Linked DNA regions of Homo sapiens: region 1 is linked to region 2. A link is a loop called in an ENCODE intact Hi-C map of the cell type or tissue named here. Cell type or tissue: adrenal gland. All regions are shown on one strand. Links, peaks and the distances in the headings refer to the core of each region. The heading gives the core; the rest is flanking DNA.

What was found. Peaks named below come from ENCODE experiments on the same cell type or tissue, not always from the same donor. Only the 100,000 strongest peaks of a DNase experiment are listed, where the experiment ranks them.
Region 1: a loop joins it to region 2, with 5 times the contacts of the local background. A loop is called at or near these places in 4 of 110 quality-filtered maps.

What each region holds. Positions count from the first base shown.
Region 1 is chr5:114,784,765-114,797,023 of GRCh38, forward strand. No RefSeq gene overlaps it. Among named protein-coding and RNA genes, the nearest start is that of LINC01957, 210 kb to the left of the region's middle. In adrenal gland, for the core only: a CTCF peak has its summit at 5,193 (motif pointing left); no DNase peak of the experiment used is centred there.
Region 2 is chr5:114,090,863-114,103,121 of GRCh38, forward strand. It overlaps a transcript of KCNN2 not described here. Among named protein-coding and RNA genes, the nearest start is that of KCNN2, 270 kb to the right of the region's middle. In adrenal gland, for the core only: no CTCF peak of the experiment used is centred there; no DNase peak of the experiment used is centred there.

The DNA of each region.
Region 1 (12,259 bases), core at 1,947-9,946, 690 kb after region 2:
TTTGCCCCTAACATTTCTGGGACCCCAGACAAGAGTACAGATGGAATCCCACTGTGAAATAAAAACGTTCTGTCCTCCTACCCTGACAAAATGAGGTCGTAAACTAGAGAAGGGCAGATTCATGTGTAGAATTTGTAGACTCCTCAGAGTTTTGTGCGAGCATAAGGTGGCACGAGGAGAGCTACTCTGTGACCCTTGGTTCATCTGTAGCACCAGGGACCTCATGGGTCTGAGCATGGACACCACAGACCATGTGTCCGGCTCCATCCACACTCCCTTCAGATAGCCACCCCTCAGACTTAGAGGCCACACTTTAGTGCCTGGACCATCCTCAAAGGATGGACCCCGCCTTGATACAGGATGGGGGTTGTTTATGTAGAGAATTCCAGGAACCCTGAACCCAGAGTATGGTCTAGAAGTGGGCAGTGTGAGCTGGAGTGAGGGAGAATACTCTCAGCCCTGCAGACCCTTTGCTGTGATGAGGATATGCGGCTGCCAGAAGCTAGATTGGGTGTTTCTCAGGTGCAAGACCCCTTTTGCCCAGGACTGTGCCTAAGACTTCAATCATTGTCACTTTAAATGTTCAGTGGATCTGGGTGAAGAGTAGACTGCACAATCATACTGTCTACCAGAAACCTACCTCGCTGTCTTCTATACCACTTCCTCAGACCCTGAGCTTTTCTGCAATAACCGCAATACTTCATTACTTGAAATTCAGCATCACGGGTCCTTAACAGATTTTTGTTGGCTGAGTCTTCTTCTGTCTCTGACACTGATATCACCTGAAGGGAAGACATTTCAAGGAATGCTATGTCCCCCACCGTCACATCTCTCCCAGCAGGATATTGTTGCAGAAGGTCATATCTCTATCCTGTTTCCTGTGGTCACTTGGGCTGATAAACAGGACCCTGGACTTCTGTCCCCAGGTTAGAAACTCACCCGCTCTAATTAGCATAAGTTGCCCATTTTTTATTACTATTGCTCCTTTCTTTGTTTTTTCTATTGTACTTTTCCAAAAAGATAAGTTATTGGAATCCATACTGAAGGTTTTAAAATTTAGAATAATAAAGTAAATCACTTTTTTTGGTAAGTTACACCATGCAATATATCATTCAAGCTTAGAATCTCCATTGATGGCAAGTGCATTTACAGGTCATAAAAACACTCAACAGAGACACTTCTAGGAAGGAGTTGTTTGTTTTCTGTCTGAAAATACTTTCTTCTGCACAAGAAACAATATCACTTCGATTTTGACAACTTATTCCACTGGTGTTTAATACCTCACCTCTTTAGTATATACCTCAGTTTCCCCATCAGAACAATGAGGTAATGAACTAGAGCAACTGTTCTCAGGGTTTTTTGATCTCAGGACCCCTTTACACTCTTCAGAATCATCGAGAAACGTAAAAAGCTTTTGTTTATGTGGGCTGCATCTATCTTAACATGGATGCATGTTTTCTAAAATTCTAATTTCTGCTTGAAAGCTCAAATTTTATCATTACCAGCAAATACTTTCAGATGTTTTTCAGTTAGCAGGCTTACTTCTTTTATTCTCAAAAAAATGTATGCCTGCTTCCCAAGTCTGAATAACTCTAGTTTTTCAATTATTTGGTCAAGTAAGAATACTATACTCTGAAAAAAGTAGGTAGTTCAGTTAGCAACTCAAATAACCACAGAAGTGCTTTTCAGAGAGGCTACCGTTGTACTTCAGTATGCAGCAGATACAGAATAGCAAATGCCATGTACTCAATGGTCAATATTTAATAAAATTAACAATTTGCGCCATTTTATGAAGAATATTCTTAAGTAAACTGGCTTTTTTTCGCCTGTGAATGTGTGGCCGTTAAGAGTATGATCAATGGCTACTGGTACAGTTTAGTGCCACTGCCTTGACACGTGCTAAAGTGCCAGCAGTTTTACCCATCATTGCTTTCCTGCCATTGATGCCAATGTCAACCCAACTAAAATGGTAAATAATATGTGGTATTATTATGAAAACAGTTTTGATCTCAGAGACTCCCTGAAAGAGTCTTAAGGATTCCCAGGGGTCCACAGACAACACTTTGGGAATCACTGGACTAGATCACTATTTGAGTCCCTTTCAATTCTAATGTAAGATTTGGATATTTGTTTACTATTATATCATTCATGATTCTAATGATGTTGTGGGTTTTACTTTTCTCTCCTGTACATTCTTTTCCTTCAAGACAAATTTACCAGAAGCTGCCTTGCTTTACTTCCTTTGAATTAGCTGTTTTTTCATTTCTCCTTGCACCTAGTTCTCCTCTCTGGAAAAAATGCTCTGCATCATAATTTCCATATAATCTCTGCAATGATGAGTTCATTCACTGGTTCATTCACCAGTAGTATGAATTATACACTTCAATTAATACAAGCTTACTACATGTCTAACCCTGTTGCAGTCAGCGGGTCACCAGGACAGGACGTAGAGCTCTTCTTCTCAGGAGGGATCTTCGTCTCCTGGCAGAAACATACATGTAAATAGAGAATTGCTATAGAGTTTGAAGATTGTGTGCCAGTGTGGCCTAGAAAGAAATAAATCTCATTAAAAGGTGTTCCGTAATGGCAGCTGGAGGGTGAGAGGCTGTATACTAGATTTTACCACATGCCAGAATCTTAACTGATAACCAGCTAGCCTTTTCCTGCCCAGTATCTGTACAGTACAAACGAAACAATATCTAAAGAGGTTTTTCAGCTCAGCACTTTAGGAAAATGAAAAAGGGAGTCCCTAAGAAGAGCTGAACTCACAGTTGATTACAGTAGTTCTCAACCCTGCCAACATGTTAGAATTACATGTTGTGCTCTCTGTAAATATCACCACATTGAAATGCTCTGATTTAATTGGTCCAGGGAAAAGCCCAGGCATCAGTCTTTTTAAAAACATCTCATGATATTTGTAAGTGTAGTCAGGGTTGAGAGCCAGTGCTCTATAATGAAACTTACAGAAAATTGTATTTAAGGAAATGCTAGCAGATGCTACAAATAAACCAAAAATTTCAGTAACAAAGCAGAAGGTGCTCTGGAGTGGCTAGGAGCCACCTCCTAAGTGCTGATTCAGGAATGCAGGATCCTTGCATCTTGTGGCTCCACCATGTTTAATAAGTAGTTTCCAAGTTTAACTAGGAAAGAGGAACAATAATGAGAACGGCACATGGGAGGTGTTTATGGGCCAGGCATGAGTGACACCCATCTCTTCTGCCCATATTCCATTGGCCAAAACTCAGTCACTTGGCCATACCTAACGAGAAAGAAGGTTGGGAAATTTGGTTTAGCTGTGTGTCTAGGAGGAAAAGGAAATAGGTTTGGTGAATGTCTAAACAGTTTCTGCCGCAGAGATGCTTACATTCAGATAATTTAGAGAATATAATTGTCTTCTCCAAGTTCACTGCAAGGAATAAACAAAAAAAAGATAGTGTAGGGATCTATAGACTTTAAGACATGTAAACCAATAATAATGGATGTATCTTATTTAGATCCTGGTTTAAACAAAATAAGATTTTTAAAAATGTGACATTTATGACACATTTAGAAGATTGAATGCTAACTTGATGTTTCATAGATATGTATTAAAATATTTACAGATAAAATAATATGATATCTGGGATATGCTTTAGAAATACTTTGGGAACAAAGGAGGATGGATGAAATAAATTGGCCACAAGGTGATAGCTGTTGAATTGTGGGTATACTATACTAGTCTGTCTACTTTTATAGATGATTGGAATTTTCCTTACTATGTCTTTCTAAAAAATCAGATAATTGTGAGTTCCAGTTATAGTGTTCAGCCCCCTTTTCCTGTGGAATTGCTGCCAGGCCTACCTTTGACCCAAGGGAATAGTCCTTCTGCCAGTCTGTCTGGATCTTTTCTGCAAAGAAACATAATATCTCCGGGGAAATCCCTTAATGTTTCAAAGCCTTTTAACTAAGTCTTGGACTTTACTTGTATTTGCCCAACATACAGTCACTAAGTCACTGATTTCTCCTGTGGGTGTTTTTGATTCCACACTGTCTGCAAAATACCAGCTGTGGCCAGGGGTTGCTGCAGCCCTCTGCCTCTCCTGTGAGCACCCACGGGCAAGCATTCCTCAAGGAAGGACATTTACCAAAAGCTCCCTTTGGTAAAAAGAATAATTTCCTGCTTGAAAATAGAAACAAAAACTGAACACACCAGCATTTTCTTTGCGCTGTACGTAAACGCACCTCAAGAGGCAGAGCTTGAAGGAAATTCTGTGCATTACCTATAGGATAATGTTGGAGGGAAGAGTATAAGGCTTTATGTGTGCGGTGATAAAATCTAAGAACTGGTTTTCCTTATTCATGTTTCTCTTTCCCTTCTTACCAAAAATCACTCAATAGTCAATACGTTCTTCAGCCCCAGATTCCCTCAGTTCTCCGGATTCCCGGGATGCTCCTTTAACAACGTTTTTAGGGGGCTCTTTCCCCAAAAAAGTCTTCCTCTGCCTGGGCATATTCACCTCTACCTATCTCCCATCTCCTCCTCTGTATGTACAGTCAGACTCAAAACTAGAAGTCACGCTTAGTGCTTCACATCCATTTATTCTGTGAAACTGGATTCTCATGGAACCCCAGCTTTCTTCTCTATCCCAACATCTTTCCTTTCTTCTACATCTTCACAGCCACATCTTTCTGATCCCAGCCTTTGCTTGTTTCTATTGCAAGAACCTCCCACTCAGTCATCTGCCACCTATCACCTATTGTTGCTCTTTCTTTAATTCTCTGAGGTTTATTATTTTAAATAATGAATTTGCTTTATTGCCTTTTAGTTCCCCACATACCCCACACTCTAAACATGATTCCTTCTGGATGCCTTCAACATACGCATGTCTTCTCTACTTTTATCCAAAGGGATAGATATACTTCACCATCTCTGTTTTTCTAATTTAGCAACTCCCAGGTTCTGGAGCCCCTTGACATGTGGCAACTAGACAAAAACCAGGGTAGATTGGGTCTGTAGGTTGCAGATAACAAGCCAGTGTCATAACTTAGAAAATACATAACTAAATTATACAGGCTATATAATAGATTTTCCTTGTTATTATTCCGCTAGCTTTGAGTGAAGATTTAAGTACAATTTTCACTTACCTCCATTGTACTACGAGGTATTACAATAAAAGTGTGTGTGCTTACTCAGAGCAGTGTTAAGAGAGGAAACAGTGCCACCTAGAGATAGTGGCAGAAATAATTAACTTAAGATCCTTAGAAGAATGCAAATCTTAGGGGGTAGGTTTTCTATGAGTCCCTGTGCTCATTGCTAATTCTGGAGGATCTCTGATTATTTTTAAATGAATGACTGTCTGCAGTCATTACCTCCTTTACAAACTTCTCACACTGAATTATCATGAAGAGAGCACCCTTTGAAGGCAGAGGGAGGTGACAAACAAATTCCAAGAAAGAAAGAAAAATACCGGTGGCCTAGAATGGTGAAATTCAGTTCCAGTGCTACCTCTGTGACTAACGGGTTATGTGGTATCACCTGACCCTTTGAAATTGTTTCCTCTAAAAAGATGGTCTCTGCACTCCTTACAAACATATACACACAAAAATAGAATACCTTCCTAATTTTTTTGCCATCTTTCTCTCTCTGGGGAATATGCATAAGACCATACATTAATATCATAACCCAGAGAAACAGAGATTAACCAACGCTTACATCTGAAGAAATTCAGTGTGGTGTTATTAAAGCAACTTCTAAGCATTCACATGAAAAGACTATCTTAATTCTATCATATTTTCCTTCGTGCTGCTTAACACAACAATTGAAAGCACTCATTCTGAAACCAGTCTGCTAGAGTTCAAGCCTCTTAACTTTTCCACTTACTAGTGCATGATCTTAGAAGAGTAGTTAGCTTCCTAATATCACAGTTTCCTTATTTGTAAAATAGGAGAGTAAAAGAACTTATGTGATGTGGTTGCTGCAAGGACTAAATAGGTAATAGAACAGTGACTGGCACATAGTGAGCACTACATGACTGTTAGCTGTAATTCTTATCATGACAATTATTAAGTAGAAAATTCCATGGGGTATAAGACTTTACAATACACCTCTTTCACTTTTGCATGGCTTTCATGCCTGAATGGAATCACACATTTTTTAGAGATAAAAATCTTCGAGAATCTAACCCACATATTCAACCAGGAGGGCTTTGCAGAAGATAATGCATATTATCTTCTGCAGACAAATTTTTTACATGGTGGTCCCAGAATTTTTTCTTTCCCTATATACATAAATACAAACTTTCCCCCTGCCCAGTACACCTCTATTCCTGTTTCCCTGATTCAATAAGGGCTGAAATGAGAACCCAGAAGCCAGCCTTGATTATTCCCTTTTCCTCATCCTCCCCATCCAGTTATTCAATAACTGCAGTCATTTCAACTTCCAGAGTATATTTGGACCCTGTCCTCCTCTCTCCATCTCCACAGCCTGATCTAAACCACCACCATCAATCACTTTCCAGTGATTGATCCACTCCACAACACCCTCTGCCGGGCCCTCAACTTCTCTTGTTCTTCTACAATTCATTCAACATAGTAGTCATAGACCCTCAAGAAATGTAAATCAGATCATCAGCTGCTTTATATTTGTCATCTTCTATAATTCTCACAACGGTATAAAGAGTCTGGTATTTGGCCAATATTAATTTTTTGCCCTGCCCTGTTCTGATTCTATTTCTGATGAGGCCTCATTTTCTCCACGTTCAGATCTTGAAGTCACATATCCTTCTCCAACTCCTTTCTTTGCTCCAGAATTTACCGGCTTGTGTGGGCTGGGGGAGTGAGGTGAAGTGAGTGTTGGATCAGCTAAAGTTGGTTCGCTAGAAAAAGTTTGCTACTCTTTGAAGGACTACTTGACAGATATCAGAGAATAATTAATAGCAGCAGGAGATCCAGGTAGAGGATGGCTGTGTTTCCTTCCCTTAACAATTCTGAACCAGAGTTCCTAGCAGGGTACCTGGCAAAGCATTTTTTTTAATAAAAATGAGCTAGATTCATGCATGAACTAATGAATGATTGAACAAATGATTGAACGAACCTACCTGCTGGCTGTCCTACTTAGAGGTAGAGACAGAAAAATAGACTGCTTATAGCTTATGAGTCTATGGATCCTTGTTAGTTTTAGCCACACATACACACACACACACAAATGTGTTGGAGATATTGAATGTCTCCAGGTACAGACAAAGTCATGTAGCAGGTTTACATCTTCCAGGAGTGTCACCAGTGACAAATGTCTTCCCCAAATTCCCTAGACCCCAGAGAACTGAGTTATCGCAGTAGTTCACCATAGCTACGTGAACTACCCCTGCATGTAAGTCTCAAAATAAGAAGCAGCCTATTTAAAAACTAACAAAACTATAACTCAGTTCTTTGGAGAACTGGATTCATCTGAGAAGAGAATTACAATATAATAATTTATTTCATACAGAGTAATTAATAGTCTCAAAGTATTATACACGTGGCAAAATGCCCATCTCAAAGGGAGAAGAGCATATGGTAACACTAAACACATTCATAACAAAGAAGCAAAGAATAGTTAAACAGAAGGCTTTGGTTCCTAAAGCTTGTATATTTGGACTGTCCCCTATGGTAGTGTAATTATAAATTAGAACAGGTTTTGTAAGGTGGGCCCATATTTGAGCAAGGTCAACCACGGCCAATGACTATTGTTAGCCATAAGCTCTCCCTTCTTCCGTCTGTTCCTTCCTTCCTTCCGTCTGTTCCTTCCTTCCTTCCTTTCTTCGTTCCTCTAACCCTCCCTTCTATCCTGCCCTTGCCCAGAATGTGACCAATAAACTCAGTATTCCCTGAATTAATATTCACTCATATAAAGAAACATTTTAAAATGATACAAATAGCAAATAAATGTATTTTAAATATATTACCTTCACAGTTGTGAAAGAAATGCAAATTTAAAATAATAGGCATCACTTTATATCTATTAAAGTTGTAAATAAATTAAATAGTAACATCAAATTCTGGCAACATCACAGGTGAAACTGGACTCACTCACTGGAATATGTTTGACAAACTATCTCAAGAGCTATAAAAGTACACATGCCCTTTGACCCAATAATCTCACTCCTGGGAATGTCTCCTGATAAAATAATGCAGAAATAGGAAAAAACATCACCTACATAAAAAAAGAATTTTAAATATTTAGCTCTGAGAAATGGTTAAAAGGAGTGGATACATCAGTTAGATGGACTTTGGCATAGCTGTTAAAACTTGGAAAGTATTTTTACACGGAAAAGATTACAAAATAGTAAAGTGTCAAAGAAAAACCTAATCATTTAATGGTCACTTATGTTCAGGCATTATAACTCCAGGACACTTAACCATAACTAGATAGCTTGGGGTCACTACATTAAAAGAATAATCTGTTAGAAGCAGGGGAAAAAAACTCTTTCTCAACAGCCTTAGCAATAAATATATCTACAGTTAACTATGTCTACAGTTCTCAGATATAAAAGAGAATTCGATTCAAGACTACTAGGGCATTTGGGAAGCCAGGGTTCTTCTGAGTGATACTAGGATCTACTTTGGTTTTCATTCTGTGAAAGGGCACTGCAAAGAAGTGACCAAAATGAGGTAGAGAGAAAACATTAGCATGAAAAAACAATTTAAATAAAATAAGTTTCAAAGGCAGCCACACACACCTCCCAAAATAGCAGACTATAAAAGAAGATGCATTAATTAACCCTTTTTTCTCCTTTTGGAGAGAGAAAAGTACCACCAGAAACAGAATGGAACAACTCAAGAGAAAGGAAGGAGGAGGGGCTAAAGTGGGGTGGGAGACAGGGAGACGGAAAGCCAGGGTAGAGCACGGCCCCCCTCACAACTTTCTCAAGTATCTTCTCCCACTCCCAAGCAACATGGGATGGGCTGCTTGAAAAATCAGATCTTTTCTGTGCTCCAAATGTGCTTTTTTAAATAATAAATTTTGCAAATAAACTTCATAAAATTCACCAAAGTGTTCATCAAGTTTAACCATGAAAGCTGTCAAGAGGCCTTTTTATGCGGCTTATTTCATTTCAACAATTAAAAATACACATTTTGGGTTCTCCTTTTTCTGTTTCACTGAATGCATTCCTTCCCTTTAAGTTTTCAGTGAAAGAAATAAATCACGAATCAGCATGGACAATTATCTCTGGAGGTGTAGGGAAAACAACATACTGCTTCCTTCCCCTCAATGGTTTTTATGCTGTAAATATTTGGCAGTGCTCCTGCCAATTAAATCAAGGAGAGGTTGCAGATTAAAAGGTGATTCCTCACTTCAGTGTTTGGTTCCTTCAACCAATTAGTCATTCTTTTTTCTTAGTTATGCTGCCAGGATTATACACCTTCTAGTCAGTGAACAGTCACTGAAAAGGGGAATGAATCCATTTAAAAATAATTCTGCTTGTGACTTTTAGTCCTCCTAGAACTAAGGGAGAGAAAGAGATCAAGGAGACTGAGATCACTAGTGAGGATTCATGCTTATAACTGAACCTACTGTGAAGGACACAGCAGTCCACAAAAAACAATGGAAATGTCGTAGATGCTCATGTTTGGGTAAAAACAGTAACATCCACTGCATAAAATAATTTGTTATTGTTAAGTATTACTCTTCTGTGCAGGTGTCATATTTCAGAAGACTTGATTTCACCATCATATATCTAAATTGTGCTTAATAACAAATTGTAGAATCTACATTTGTCGTTTACAATGAAAAATAAATTGTCAAGAGATGCGCTAACTGGTAGAAATCCTTAATATTTTCTTGATAATTACGTTCTGCTAATCCTCAGATTGCTTTCGGTGAGTGCATTAATGCATGCTCACTCCTTGAGTTCTGATTTGCCAACAGGCATCATCAGCAACTCCCAAGGGCTTATGAAAAATGGATTCTCAGCCCAGATCTTCTGAATCAGAATCTTTGGAGGTGGGGTCCAGGAATCTCAGTATTGACAGGCCCTCCAGGTTGAAAAGCACCAGCAAACAAAGCATCATTCACAAACAAAACCCCACTCTCACAAAAGTGGAATTCTATCCAGTTGTGCAAAACATCTCAATCTCTGCAAATGCAGCCTAAGCTTCTTCCTTAGGGTGTATGTATCCACAGCTTTGAAAGTCATCTTAGCTCTGCACCTGAGGCTAGGGAAGAGCCACATTTTGCCTAGATTTTGGAGGCACACTCCTAAGCCCCAGAATGATACAGGAGTTCCTAGAGACTTTAACTCTCCATCACTTATTCCCTTACCATTTTTAGAGAAAACGGAAGCTCCAGGCATCAGCCTGTTCAGCACAAGTGATCATCCAGAATTGGGTTCTCAAAGGTGAGATGTGGAAGAGCAGGAGAAGGAAAGTTGTCTGAGCTCTGGCACCAGAGCCCAAGGCCTGGGGGCCAGTAGTTGCTTCACCACTTCTCAGCCAGAGGGCCTCAAGCCGAGCCCAGCTTCTCTGAACCTCTATGTCTTCACTCATAAAATAAGCAAGGTTAGCTTCATGCCCTCAAATGTCTTTTTCAGATCTCAAATTCCGTAACTGAGCCTTGAGTAAGTGACTTTCTGGGTCTCAGGTTCTTCCCACATGAGACAAGAAGGGTAATTGATATGCTACGATGGTGAGTGTGGTTATCAAGCCAAGTAGATCTGGGTTCAACTCATTTCTACATCATCTATGAGGTCTGAAAATTTGAGAAAAATTATTTCATTTCTCTGAGAATCATTAATTCATCTATAATACAAATCAAAATAAAATACCTCTTAAGTAGGGCTGCTGGACAGATTAAATGAAGTCATATCTATCATCTTTCTAGACTGGGTCTAGTGGGTAAAAAATAAATGTTAGGCCCAACCCATCACAAGAGATGTACACAAAGCATTACATAAACATGATGTGAAGTCCTCTCAACAGGAAAATGAGCCGGATGGCCTCTGAGGCTTCACCCATCCTCTAATTCTATGATCAGGACACCTCAGCAGCTTTTTGACTTGATGCTTTAATTGCAACCTGTGTTAGTGCTTGCTTTTACATCTGCACACATTGTAATTAAATAGATTGCAATTAACAGCGGGCAAAATTACCTTCACACTGTTTAAAAGAAGAAAACAAAACTGAGAAACTGATTGATCTCTGTAAGCTACCAATTTGGTTATTTCCAGGTGACATTCCTTAAAATAATATTGTTAAATTTTGATGTAGTGAGGAAATAACTGAAAATCCCCAGGATGAGTGAGGGGACAGTCTTTCAAGGAAAATATATGGAAATGGTGAAGAATCTTCCTGCTCTGTTAGGAAGAAGATAGTTCAGGTGTGTCCTGAGGAGTCCCAGATCTGCACAGGGTTCTGATAGACATTTAATAAATATTTGTTGATGTTGCTTAGTTCTTTTTTTTTTTAATTATACTTTAACTTTTAGGGTACATGTGCACAACGTGCAGGTTTGTTACATATGTATACATGTGCCATGTTGGTGTGCTGCACCCATTAACTCGTCATTTAACATTAGGTATATCTCCTAATGCTATCCCTTCCCCCAACCCTTACCGCACAACAGGCCCCGGTGTGTGATGTTCCCCTTCCTGCGTCCATATGTTCTCATTGTTCAATTCCCACCTATGAGTGAGAACATGCAGTGTTTGGTTTTTTGTCCTTGCAATAGTTTGCTGAGAATGATGGTTTCCAGCTTCATCCATGTCCCTACAAAGGACATGAACTCATCCTTTTTTATGGCTGCTTAGTATTCCATGGTGTATATGTGCCACATTTGCTTAATCCAGTCTATCATTGTTGGACATTTGGCTTGGTTCCAAGTCTTTGCTATTGTGAATAGTGCCGCAATAAATATACATGTGCATGTGTCTTTATAGCAGCATGATTTATAATCCTTTGGGTATATACCCAGTAATGGGATGGCTGGGTCAAATGGTATTTCTAGTTCTAGAGCCTTGAGGAATAGCCACACTGACTTCCACAGTGGTTGAACCACTGTGCAAAAGTATTCCTATTTCTCCACATCCTCTCCAGCACCTGTTGTTTCCTGACTTTTTAATGATCACCATTCTAACTGGTGTGAGATGGTATCTCATTGTGGTTTTGATTTGCATTTCTCTGATGGCCAGTGATGATGGGCATTTTTTCATGTGTCTTTTGGCTGCATAAATGTCTTCTTTTGAGAAGTGTCTGTTTATAACCTTTGCCCACTTGTTGATGGGGTTGTTTGGTTTTTTCTTGTAAA
Region 2 (12,259 bases), core at 2,005-10,004:
AATCGAGACAGGGTCTCACTCTGTTGCCCAGACTGGACAGCCTCAACTCACTGCAGCCTTGACTTCCAGGGTTCAAGTGATCTGCCCACCTCAGCCTTCTGAGTGGCTGGGACTACAGGCATGTACCATGCCCGGCTAATTTTATTTTATTTTATTTTGTAGAGATGGGTTTTTGCCATGTTGCTCAGACTGATCTCAAACTCCTGTGTTCAAGTGATCTACCTGCCTTGGCCTTCCAATGTGCTGGGATTACAGGTGTGAACCACTGTGCCCAGCTGTGTGCCCTAGAGTTCCAGGAAGGCTGTTAATCACAGTCTCCTGCTATCCCCTGGCTATTTTCCCCTGGTGGTCAGTCAAAATTAACCACCCTCCCCTTCCACTTCAGTGGCTGGTTGAAAACCTGAATGTAATTCTGTTTGGCTCTATGAGAGCTCTCCTTGGCACTTTCCTACTGAAATCAATATGGGGAACATGTCCTCTTGCCTTAGGGGTTCTGTTACTAGATATATATAAATTCGGAGCTACCTGAAATATCCAAATTGATTAGAGTAGGAGAGAATGAGGTTAAGATCCTGAGTTCAGATGAAATGAAGAGATAAAAAATATTTCCCAGTGGGCTGAAGTCTTAGATCCAGCCATATTTAAGCTGTTTCATGAACAGATAAATTCCTTTTCCCTTAAGCTAATGAAAGATGGGTATTTTTCACTTGCAACCTATATTAGTCCATTTTCATACTGCTGTAAAGAACTGTTCAAGACTGAGTAATTTATAAAGGAAAGAGGATTAATTGATTCACAGTTCATTGTGGCTGGGAAACTTATAATCATAGTTGAAGGTAAAGGGGAAGCAAGGCACCTTCTTCACGAGGTGGCAGGAAGGAGAATGAACACAGGATAAACAACCAAATGCTTATAAAACCACCAGATCTCATGAGAACTCACTATAATGAGAACAGCAATGTGGAAAACTGCTTCCGTGATTCACTTACCTCCACCTGGTCTCTCCCTTGGCACATGGGGATTTTGGGGATTATGGGGATTATGATTCAAGATGAGATTTAGGTGGGGACACAAAGCCTAACCATATCATTCTGCCCCTGGCCCCTTCCAAATCTCATGTTTCTTTCACATTTTAAAACCAATCATGCCTTCCTAACAGTTTCCTAAAGTCTTAATTCATTCCAGCGTTAACCCAAAAGTCCAAGTCTATCTGAGACAAGGCAAGTCTCTTCTACCTAAGAGCCTGTAAAATCAAAAGCCAGTTAGTTACTTACAAGATATAATTGAGCGGGGGTGGGTACAGGCATTGGGTAAATGCTCCTGTTTCAGATTGGAGAAATTAGCCTTAACAAAGGGGCTACAGGTCCCATGAAAGTCTAAAATCTGGCTGGGTAGTCATTAAATCTTAAAGTTCCAAAATGATGTCCTTTGACTCCATGTCTCACATCCAGGTCATGCTGATACAAGAGGTGGGCTCCCATGGCCTTGGGCAGCTCAGCCCCTGTGGCTCTGAAGGGTACAGTTCCACTCCCAGCTGCTTTCACGGCCAGGCTGTTGTTGATTTTCTGTGGCTTTTCCAGGTACATGGTGCAAGCTGTCAATGGATCTGTCATTCTGGGATCTGGAGGACAGTGGCCCTCTTCTTCTCACAGATCTACTAGGCAGTGCCCCTGTGGGGACTTTCTGTGGGGGCTCTGACCCCACATTTTCCTTCTGCACCACCCTAGCAGAGTTTCTCCATGAGGGCTCCATCCCTGCATCACACTTCTGCCTGGACATCAGGCATTTCCTTACATCCTCTGAAATCTCAGCAGATGTTCCCAAACCTCAATTCTTGAATCCTTTGCACCCACAGGCCCAACACCACTTGTAAGCCACCAAGGCTTAGGGCTTGCCTGCTCTGAAGCAATGGCCTGAGCAGTAAGTTGGCCCCCTTTAGCCATGGCTGGGTTGCAGGACACCAAATCTCGAGACCGCACAAAGCAGCAAGGCCTTGGGCCTGGCCCATGAAACTATTTTTTCTTCCTGGGCCTCCAGGCTTGTGATTGGAAGGGCTGCCGTGAAGACCTCTGACATGCCTTAGAGACATTTTCTCCATTGTCTTGGTGATTAACATTTGGCTCCTTGTTACTTATGCAAATTTCTGCAGCTGCTTGAATTTCTCCCTAGAAAATGGGTTTTTCTTTTCTGTCACATTGTCAGGATGCAGATTTTCCAAGCTTTTATGCTCTCCTTTCCTTTTAAACATAAGTTCCAATTTCAGATCATCTCTCTCAAGTTCAACGTTGAACTCTCTCAAGTTCAAGTTCTCTCTCTGCTCAAGATCTCTAGGGCAGAGGCAAACTGCCACCAGTCTCTTTACTAAAGCATAGCAAGAGTGACCTTTGATTCAGTTCCCAATGAGTTCCTCACCTCCATCTGAGACCACCTCAGCCTGGACTTCATTGTCCATCTCACTATCAGCATTTTGGTCAAAACCATTCAACAAGTCTCTAGGAAGCTCCAAACTTTCCCACATCTTCCTGTCTTCTTCTGAGCCCTCCAAACTGTTCCAGCCTCTGCCTGTTATCCAGTTCCAAAGTTGTTTTCACATTTTCACATTTTTGGGTATGTTTTTAACAGTGCCCCACTCCCAGTACCAATTTACTGTATTACTCCATTTCCATACTGCTATAAAAAACTGCCCAAGTCTGGGTAATTTATAAAAGAAAGAGGTTTAATTAACTGACAGTTCAGCATGGCAGGGGAAGTCTCAGGAAACTTACATTCCTGGCGGAAGGTGAGGGGGAAACAAGGCACCTTCTTCATAAGGTGACAGGAAGGAGAATGAATGCAGGAGGAAATACCAAACTCTTATATAACCATTGACTCTTGTGAGAACTCACTTATTATCACAAGAACAGCATGTGGAAAACCACCCCCATGATCCAATTACCTCCACCTGGTCTCTCCCTTGACAAGTGGGGATTATAGGGATTGTAATTCAAGATGAGATTTGGGTGGGGACATAAAGCCTAACCATAGTACAACCTAAAGAATTTTCCCTGTTACAGATATTCTCACCTCAGTTTATAGGTGAAAAACTGAGACTCTGTAAGGTTAAGGAACCAATCTATGTATATATAGTGTGGGAGACTTGATTAAAACCTGTTCTCATTTCAGCTAAACATTCCACCTGCCAAGTAACATGCTACTTAAGAATAAATATATTTGTTTGTTTGGGTTGTTTTTTGTTTGCTTTTTTTGTTTTGCCTTATTTATGGGTGACCTTGTTTTTGTTTCCAAAGAGAGTTTGCTGTCTGACTGTGTAACTTTCCTGCTTGCACCCTAGCAGATGGATATCTGTGTAGCTGTTTTGTGACACTCTTTACCTGCCCTGCTCCCTCAAGGCCAGATTCTGTTTTTTTCAGGTCTTCAGCACAGAATAGATTATCTGTAGAACCACACTTACCCCACCAGACCTGAGCATTTTAAATCTGAAAATTGTTGAGAAGGATCCAAGCTGAGCATCTCAGCTTATACCATTGCAGAATCTTTCGAAAGACTCTGTAGTTGTCTAGTCAGGGTAGAAGAAAGGATTCTTCTTCTTTGTTTAAACATGTGTTGGCTGGCCTTCATGTCCCTAGACAGTGTCCTGCCATTCTGGAAGACCAAATGGCAGATAATTGGGCTTAGGATTTAGGGGAAAAACTACTTCCATGCTTTGTGAACAATAAGAAAAGAAAAGGAACAAGTAAAGTGATTTTTCAAAGGTTAAATACAGTAACACCTCCTGAATTTAGCTTTGCTGGAGACAGCTGCTTCATAAGTGAATTCCGAAGAAACACTTTAAGTACCAAAACCGGTTTATAAAAACCTATTTTGACAATTATAAGATTGAAATCCTTCTAAGATCTGTTGCATACTTCCCTGCTTTGCTCTCTGAATCAGAACTCTCCTAATGTCATCTATTTGCTTGGAAACTTAGGGTCCTCATTATTGACTATTTTTTGATGACCATACAATGGAGTACTCAATGCTTTCTTATAATTCAATCCTGCTTTTATATAATATTGGTTTTCTATTATATATTTTTATATGATAATTTTCTCTATCAACTGCTTTATCTTATGGCTGTTGTTCTTTACTACTGCTTTAAATATTGTCTTATTTTATATGCAATATGCATGAGGCCTGATTCCAGCCTGTCTTCTAGAGTAGAGAGTGAAGAATATGAAGCAGCTTCTTTTCTCTAACCACATCTGTTGTTTTTGGGGTATCTTTATAACAGTGTTGTTTTAAACTACTATGTTTGTGGTAATTTCATTTACATCTGTTGTCTCTAGGTGGGCCTGGACACAGAACATCACTGTGTTTCAGGGAGAGAGAGGAAGCAGAATTTGGCTAAATAAATACCTGCTTAATAATAATAACTATCATTTTGCTGAGCACTTGTGAGGTTTCTGGCACTGTGCCTTATCTCTTTTAAACTTCCCAACAAGGCTTAGAGGAAGATTTGCCAGGCATTGTGCTAAATGTTTAATTCATATTATCTCATTTAATGCTCAGACATCCCTATGAGCCTCAGGAGAAGAAGGTAACTTGGACTTAAAACGAAGGCAGATTATAACCTCATCTCACTGGATCCTGGGAGAGATTTGGCATCACAGTGGAATTACAAATTATATCATAAAAGGTTCCATTTAACAAGGTTGCCTGGAGTCACAGAGCAAATGGCAGAACCAAGATTCAATTCTGATTGTTCCAGGGAGCATGTTTTTAAGCACCATTCAGTTGGCCTTAATTTTCTTATTTGCATTTTCTACCTTGTTTCTCTGCTTAGTACAGCAGGCTTCCTCTAGGGCTTGGCCTACCTAACTCCTTTTAGCTCGTCTTTCCTAGGATGGGACTCCTCTCCCTGCTGTAGTCTACTTGCCTTAGACATATCTCCTTGTGTCCCCCAATAATTTTTTTTGACTTCCAAATTGGACTCCATATATGCACCTGCTGTATCCTTTGTACACTGTGCTGAGAATAGTCCAGTTGTCCAGGATATTTAAGTTTACATTTATATATGCCAGTCTGTCTTTTTTCAAGCATATCAGTATTACATTTATTTAAAAACAGGCTATGTCATCTATCTGGCCTATAGAAAATGCACCTATGGATCTATAGATCCTTTGCCATACCTTGAAGTCCCCTGGGGACTGAGTCCACAGGTTGAGATCACTGTCCAGGAGCAGTGTAACTTAATGTCAGAGAGCCAGGCTCAGCAGCAGTCAAATAGATTTGTATTCAAACTGTGATTCTCCAGCTCTCTAGGTTCTGTGATATTGGCTATGAATCTCAACTACTACCCAGCATGAGTACCTTTTCCTAAGGATTATTTTAACGTTTCAGTGAGATCAGGCATTTAAACTGCTTAACACATAATATCAAGACAGCAATCTATTCGTATATGGAGGCCATGGTTTGGAGGTTAAAGACAGTTAAAACAACTATACACTAACTTTGACCATGCTACACTGGATCCCTGGCTTATTTGGTAATACAATCTCAATTTACAAGTTCTATTACATAATACAATTGAAATAAGGACTTGCACTATCTAGATAGTGAAGAGACTTGAAACCAAGCTATATACTCATGACCTGTACATCACAGAGTCATTCCATGTGGTATCATTCTCCTCTCCTGTCTCTGTCAGGCGCTATGGTGCAGAATCCAGGCCTGGATTTGAAGTTCTTACTCACCTCCCACAGATGTGGGAAATCTCACTGTAGCCCCAGGAAGGTCCCTCTCTCCCTCGTGGTACTCCTCCTGTGTTCCACTCTTTCCTGCAGACTTTCTCTTCCCTGCATAACTTCTCTTCCCCACAGGCTTCATTTCTCACTGGAAAGTCCTGGAGACTCTGCCACAGAAACCCTGGTGATCTACCATCCTAATTGACAACCATGCAAACAAAGGAAAGATGGCTCAAGGAGACAGAGTATTCATCTGTAATCTTTTAGAGGATGGCCAGAATAATAGCTACTGTAACTAAACCTACCATATCCCACTTAATCTTTCCATTACTCCAGTGGAGCAAGTTCTGCTATTACCTCCCTTATATAGATGAGACACTGAGACTCAGAGACACCAGGTAACTGGCCCAGGGTTACCTAGCTAGTAAGTAAAGGAGCAGAGATTTGAACCCAGATCTATTCAACTCTGAACTCTAGGCAATTACACCTCTTTCCATAAATGTATCCTGAAAGTATTAGATCCAAATAGTAGACCTACTTGAATGGTTAGATTTGATAGACATTGTTCGGGAAATATGCTTTTTATGAAAGTTCTTTTTCTTGTAGGTGACATTACAAATTAATTATAGGTCCAATCTTAGTTTTCACATGATGGAAAGTAATCATGGTTGGGGAGGTATTTCCCACAGGGTCCAGTCAATTTCATTTTGTTCGGATTACAAACCCTCTGATCTGCAAGTTAGTTCCAGCATTTAAAAGGATAAAGACTGTTGTAATACCTGTGCAAATCCATTAGCACTGCTGGAGAACTGTCTCTGTGTCCTGTAGTTGATGGTCACTAGTGTCATGGGTATATGTTTAGCATTCATTCCTACCTCATGGATTATGGTGGATCTGAAGTAGCCTGAAGACAGTAGTAGGTTTCATTCACTATAGCTTGTTCCCCTGGCTGAGTGTCAAAATATTAAAATGCTGTCTCTCGCCACTTCCTGCCCAGTCCTGCCGCTATTGAAGGTAGCAGACAATTAAACATGAACGTCTCTTGTTTTCTTTTGCTCTTATTTTCTTCAGAGGGCAAACAAAGCATATAAAGTTCCCCATCCACTTAAAGTATTAGAGCACAGACTCTTTGATTAGAACTTCTATTCCATCTTAAGCTCTGAGAGTGGCCACTAGCTCCCCCTAGATTTATCAAGTGAGCTGCCATTGGTAAGCACCTTGTCCACCTCCTCCCTGGTACCTCCTCTGAATATTCTGCTAATTTGTCTCCAGTGTCCTAAGCTTCCTTCAGTCTCCTTTATTTGTTTCCTTTTGCTGCTGTGACAAATTACCACAAACATAGTAGTTTAAAACAACATGTTTATTTTCCTACAGTTCTGGAAGTCAAAAGTCTGAAATGAATTTTGCATGGCCGAAATTAAGGTGTCGGAAAGGCTGGTTCACTTCTGGAGGCTCTAGGGGATAATCCCTTCCCTTCTCTTTTCTAGTTTCTAGAGGCTGTGCTCCTTCCGTAGCTCATCATCTTTCTTTCCGCTTCTGTCATCACATGGCCTTCTTCTCTGTCTGACTTTCCTACATCCCTCTTTTAAGGACCCTTGTGATTTCATTTGATCTACCTGGATAATCTCTCCATCTCAAGGTTCTTCACTTAATCATATCTGCAAAGTCCCTTTTACCATGTAAGGGAACATTCACAGCTTCTGAGAATTAGGACTTGGATTCTTTAGGGACCATTGTTTGGTCTACCACAGGGGTCCCCACTGCTGGGCCACAGACTGGTACCAGTCTGTGGCCTGTTAGGAACCAGGCTGCATGGCAAAAAGTAAGTGGCAGGCAAGTGAGCATTACTGCCTGAGTTCTGCCTCCTGTCAGATCAGTGGTAGTATTAGATTCTCACAGGAACATGAACCCTATTGTGAACTGTGCATGTGAGGGATCTGGGTTGCAAGCTCCAGCTAATGCCTGATGATCTGAGGTGGAACAGATTCATCCTGAAACCATCCCCACTCCCCCCTGCACAATTCCCCCAACCATGTCCGTGAAAAAATTGTCTCCCACGAAACTGGTCCCTGGTACCAAAAAGGTTGGGGACCGCTGGTCTACCACACTTCTCTTTTATGGAGGATTGCCCAAAGAAAAAGAAAGGTTCTGTGATGTCATAGAATTAACATGAAACCTGTGGCACAGAGATTTGGCTCCAATCTTTTTTTCCCTCTTTTATTTGTATAAATTTATGGGGGTACCAGTGGCATTTGGTTACATACATAGTTTCCACAGGGGTGAATCTAGGGCTTTGGCTCCAGTCTAGAATCTGACATTATACTCACTGTCAGACTGGGAACCAAGTACTCCACATCCTTGAGAGAAGGCTTAATCCACAAATATCCCTCCCAGCTATAAAATTTGTATAACACAAAACATTTATTTATATTAAAATATAAATGACTTGAAGCAATTTTACCACATATTAGGCTTTTCTCCAAAGGATTGACTTTATTCTGAAAATAAATAATTCATCAAATTTGATGTGATAAGTGTTTTCTTTTGACAAAAAACGTACCCTGAACTACTGGAACCACACCACATAGGCAGCCAGGTTCTTCCTCCAGTATTAAGACCAGTCCAATTTGGGGCCAGTCACATACATAAATATGTAGGCCAAGGTTTCTCAGCGTGATTATATATATAATACAGATTATAGCAAGATTATAGCATTATAAAAAATCACCAATTGCTAGAACTGAAAAGCGTTACTCCCACTTCCTCTTTCCACCTCCTTTTTCATTTTGCACATAAGAAAACAAAAACTTGGAGGAGAAAAATTGCTTGACCAAGTCCTAGCAACTACATTGAGGAAAAGTTAAGACTATTATTAGAGTCTTTTTTATTTTTCTTGAAAAGACAGGATCTCACTCTGTTGCCCAGGGTGGAATGCATTGCTTATTCACAGGTGCAATCATAGCATACTATAGCCTGAAACTCTTGAGATCACGGGATCCTCCCTCCTCAGCCTCCCAGGTAGCTGGGACTACAGGCACATGCCACCATACCTGACTTAGAGTCTTTTCACTTCATATTTAGAGTTCATTGGCAATTGTGCTATTTATGATTTTGTTCTTGGAAAAATTTTTGGACCAGATTGCTTTTCTTCAGATATAGTAGCCCTACTTTTCAAAAAGTTTTAGTCAAAAAGACTGTCTATATAATGACCATAGGTATTACGTTTGAATTGATTTATATTTTTGACATTAGAGAGGTCCTCACACAAAAAGGTGTCTTTTAAATAATATATATAAAGAAAAGTTTTTATTTATAAAATATTAAATACATTATTCAAGTAAGTCTTTTGTACTTTTGTATGAACTCCATAGGATATGAGATGCTCAATGTATTTCTTCACAAATTACAATCTATCATGTTATAATATCTTATTCCTAATTTAAACATCTCTATAAATCTCAATCTTATAGATCAGAAATGAGTGAAATTAATTACAAGCAGTGGATGAAAACAGTAGAAAGGAATGAGACCTGAGTGTAATTTTAATGTAGATTTTATTTTGAGCCATATTAATGTTTTACGTATTCCAATAGGAGAAATAAATTTAAAAGGGTGAAGGAAAACCCCCAAGATTAAATGACCCAAAATATACAGCAAATTTATAAAATAACTACAAAGAAGAAAAAAATAGTAGTCCAGGTAGATTTTATAGATGGAGCTCTAGCTTTCTTCCCTTAGTGGAATATATTTTAAAAGTAAAATGAATCCCAAAGAAATATTAATTTGTTAAGTTTCTTGTTGGAATAGTATTGCTGGGTATGGGTGTAGTATTGCTGGATTTTGAGTATTATAGGATTAATCAAGGAACTAAGTATATTGTTCATGGAAACCAGTGTTCTCACTGCAGAGAATGCAGAAACAAACTACGAATGAAAAGAAGAGAGGAAGTATCCTCTTCTTGGGTGTATCAGTATGAATATATGTATCCATGTGGGTATGTGTGTGTTTATGAGTGTGTGTATGTATGTGCTCTGCCCATCTTAAGGGCCAAGAGGCAATGAGTCCCCAGTGACAAGGAGATCCCTGGAGCCCAGACTTTGATTTCTAAATGAAAGGAACTAAGGCTTCTTGGAGAAATTATGGATTCCGGGTCAGAGGAGAAGTATAAGCCAAGCCTAAACTATTTTATTAGGCCAGAAAATAAGACGTATTCAAAACCCGATATGGAGATGTCCATTTTGGCCAAAATTAGAAGGTTTGAACAGGAAAAGAATAGTGAAATAGTGGATTATAAAACATTTAGTTAAGAAGAATATAAGTCCATAGTTACATTACATTTTATATATAATTATTAATATATCAATATTGTAGATCTCTTTTCAAAATATTTATATAATATCCTTATTTTATATACAGACCTATGGATATACTTACATTAAGTGCTTTAATAACTTTATATTTTTCACTATTATTATAACTTTTATTTCTTATGGTTGGATATTAAAGCTCTGTCCATAAATTCTAAACTGAATATTATTTGGTACATGTTTACATTTTTTGGATATAATTTGCTTGGTAGTTTTTGTTTATACCCAGCTGTGGTCCACTTTTAAATCTTTGTGAGTAGTCATAGAATTTTAGAATTAGGAAAAATTTTAGAGAATATTTGGCTCAATAGTCATCCATCCCATAAATATGATTCAAACTTTTACATTTTAGGCACTGTCCTGCACAGGATTATATTGGTCCTGGTGCAGTAGGTGTAATCACATCTCTAGGTGGCGCCATTTACATAGTGGTTTATGCCAGTGGCACCATCTATGGTTTTCTTTTTTTTTTTTTTCTTTTTTTAAAATTATTATTATTATACTTAAGTTCTGGGATACATGTGCAGAACGTGCAGGTTTGTTACATAGGTATACATGTGCCATGGTGGTTTGCTGCACCCATCAACCTGTCGTCTGCAATTAGGTATTTCTCCTAATGCTGTCCCTCCCCTTACCCCCACCCCCTAACAGGTCCCAATGTGTGACGTTCAGCTCCTTGTGCCCAAATGGTCTCATTGTTCAACCCCCACTTATGAGTGAGAACATGTGGTGTTTGGTTTTCTGTTTCTGTGTTAGTTTGCTGAGAATGATGGTTTCCAGCTTCATCTATGTCCCTGAAGAAAACATGAACTCATCCTTTTTATGGCTGCGTAGTTTTCCGTGGTGTATATGTGCCACATTTTCTTTAACCAGTCTATCATTGATGGGCATTTGGGTTGGTTCCAAGTCTTTGCTATTGTGAGTAGTGCTGCAATAAAGATACGTGTGCATGTGTCTTTATAGTAGAATGATTTATAATCCTTTGTGGATATACCCAGTAATGGGATTGCTGGGTCAAATGGTATTTCGAGTTCTAGACCTTGAGGAATTGCCACACTGTCTTCCACAGTGGTTGAACTAATTTACACTCCCACCAACAGTGAAAAAGCATTCTTATTTCTCCACGTCCTTTCCAGCATCTGTTGTTTCCTGACTTTTTAATAATTGCCATTGTAACTGGCATGAGATGATATCTCATTGTGATTTTGATTTGCATTTCTCTAATGAACAGTGATGATGAGCTTTTTTTCATGTGTCTGTTGGCCACATAAATGTCTTCTTTTGAAAAGTGTCTGTTCATATCCTTCATCCACATTTTGATGGAGTTGTTTGTTTTTTTTTTCTTGTGAATTTGTTGAAGTTCTTTGTAGATTCTGGATATTAGCCCTTTGTCAGATGGATAGATTGCAAAAATTTTCTCCCATTCTATAGATTGCCTGTTCACTCTAATGATAGTTTCTTTTGCTGTGCAGAAGCTCTTTAGTTTAATTAGATCCCTTTTGTCAATTTTGGCTTTTGTTGCCATTGCTTTTGGTGTTTTAGTCATGAAGGCCTTGCCCATTCCTATGTCCTGAATGGTATTCCCTAGGTTTTCTTCTACGATTTTTATGGTTTTAGGTATTATGTTTAAATCTTTAATCCACTGTGAGTTAATTTTTGTATAAGGTGTAAGGGAGGGGTCCAGTTTCAGTTTTCTGCATATGGCCATCCAGTTTTCCCAACACCACTTATTAAATAGGGAATCCTTTCCCCATTGCTTGTTTTTGTCAAGTTTGTCAAAGATCAGATGGTTGTAGATGTGTGTTGTTATTTCTGAGGCCTCTGTTCTGTTCCATTGCTCTATATATCTGTTTTGGTACCAGTACCAAGCTGCTTTGGTTACTGTAGCCTTGTAGTGTAGTTTGAAGTCAGGTAGCGTGATGCCTCCAGCTTTGTTCTTTTTGCTTATGATTGTCTTGGCTATATGGGCTCTTTTTTGGTTTCATAGGAAATTTAAAGTAGTTTTTTCTAATTCTGTGAAGAAAGTCAATGGTAGCTTGATGGGAATAGCATTGAATCTATAGATTACTTTGGGCAGTATGGCCATTTTCACGATATTGATTCTTTCTATCCATGAGCATGGAATATTTTTCCATTTGTTTGTGTCCTCTCTTATTTCCTTGAACAGTG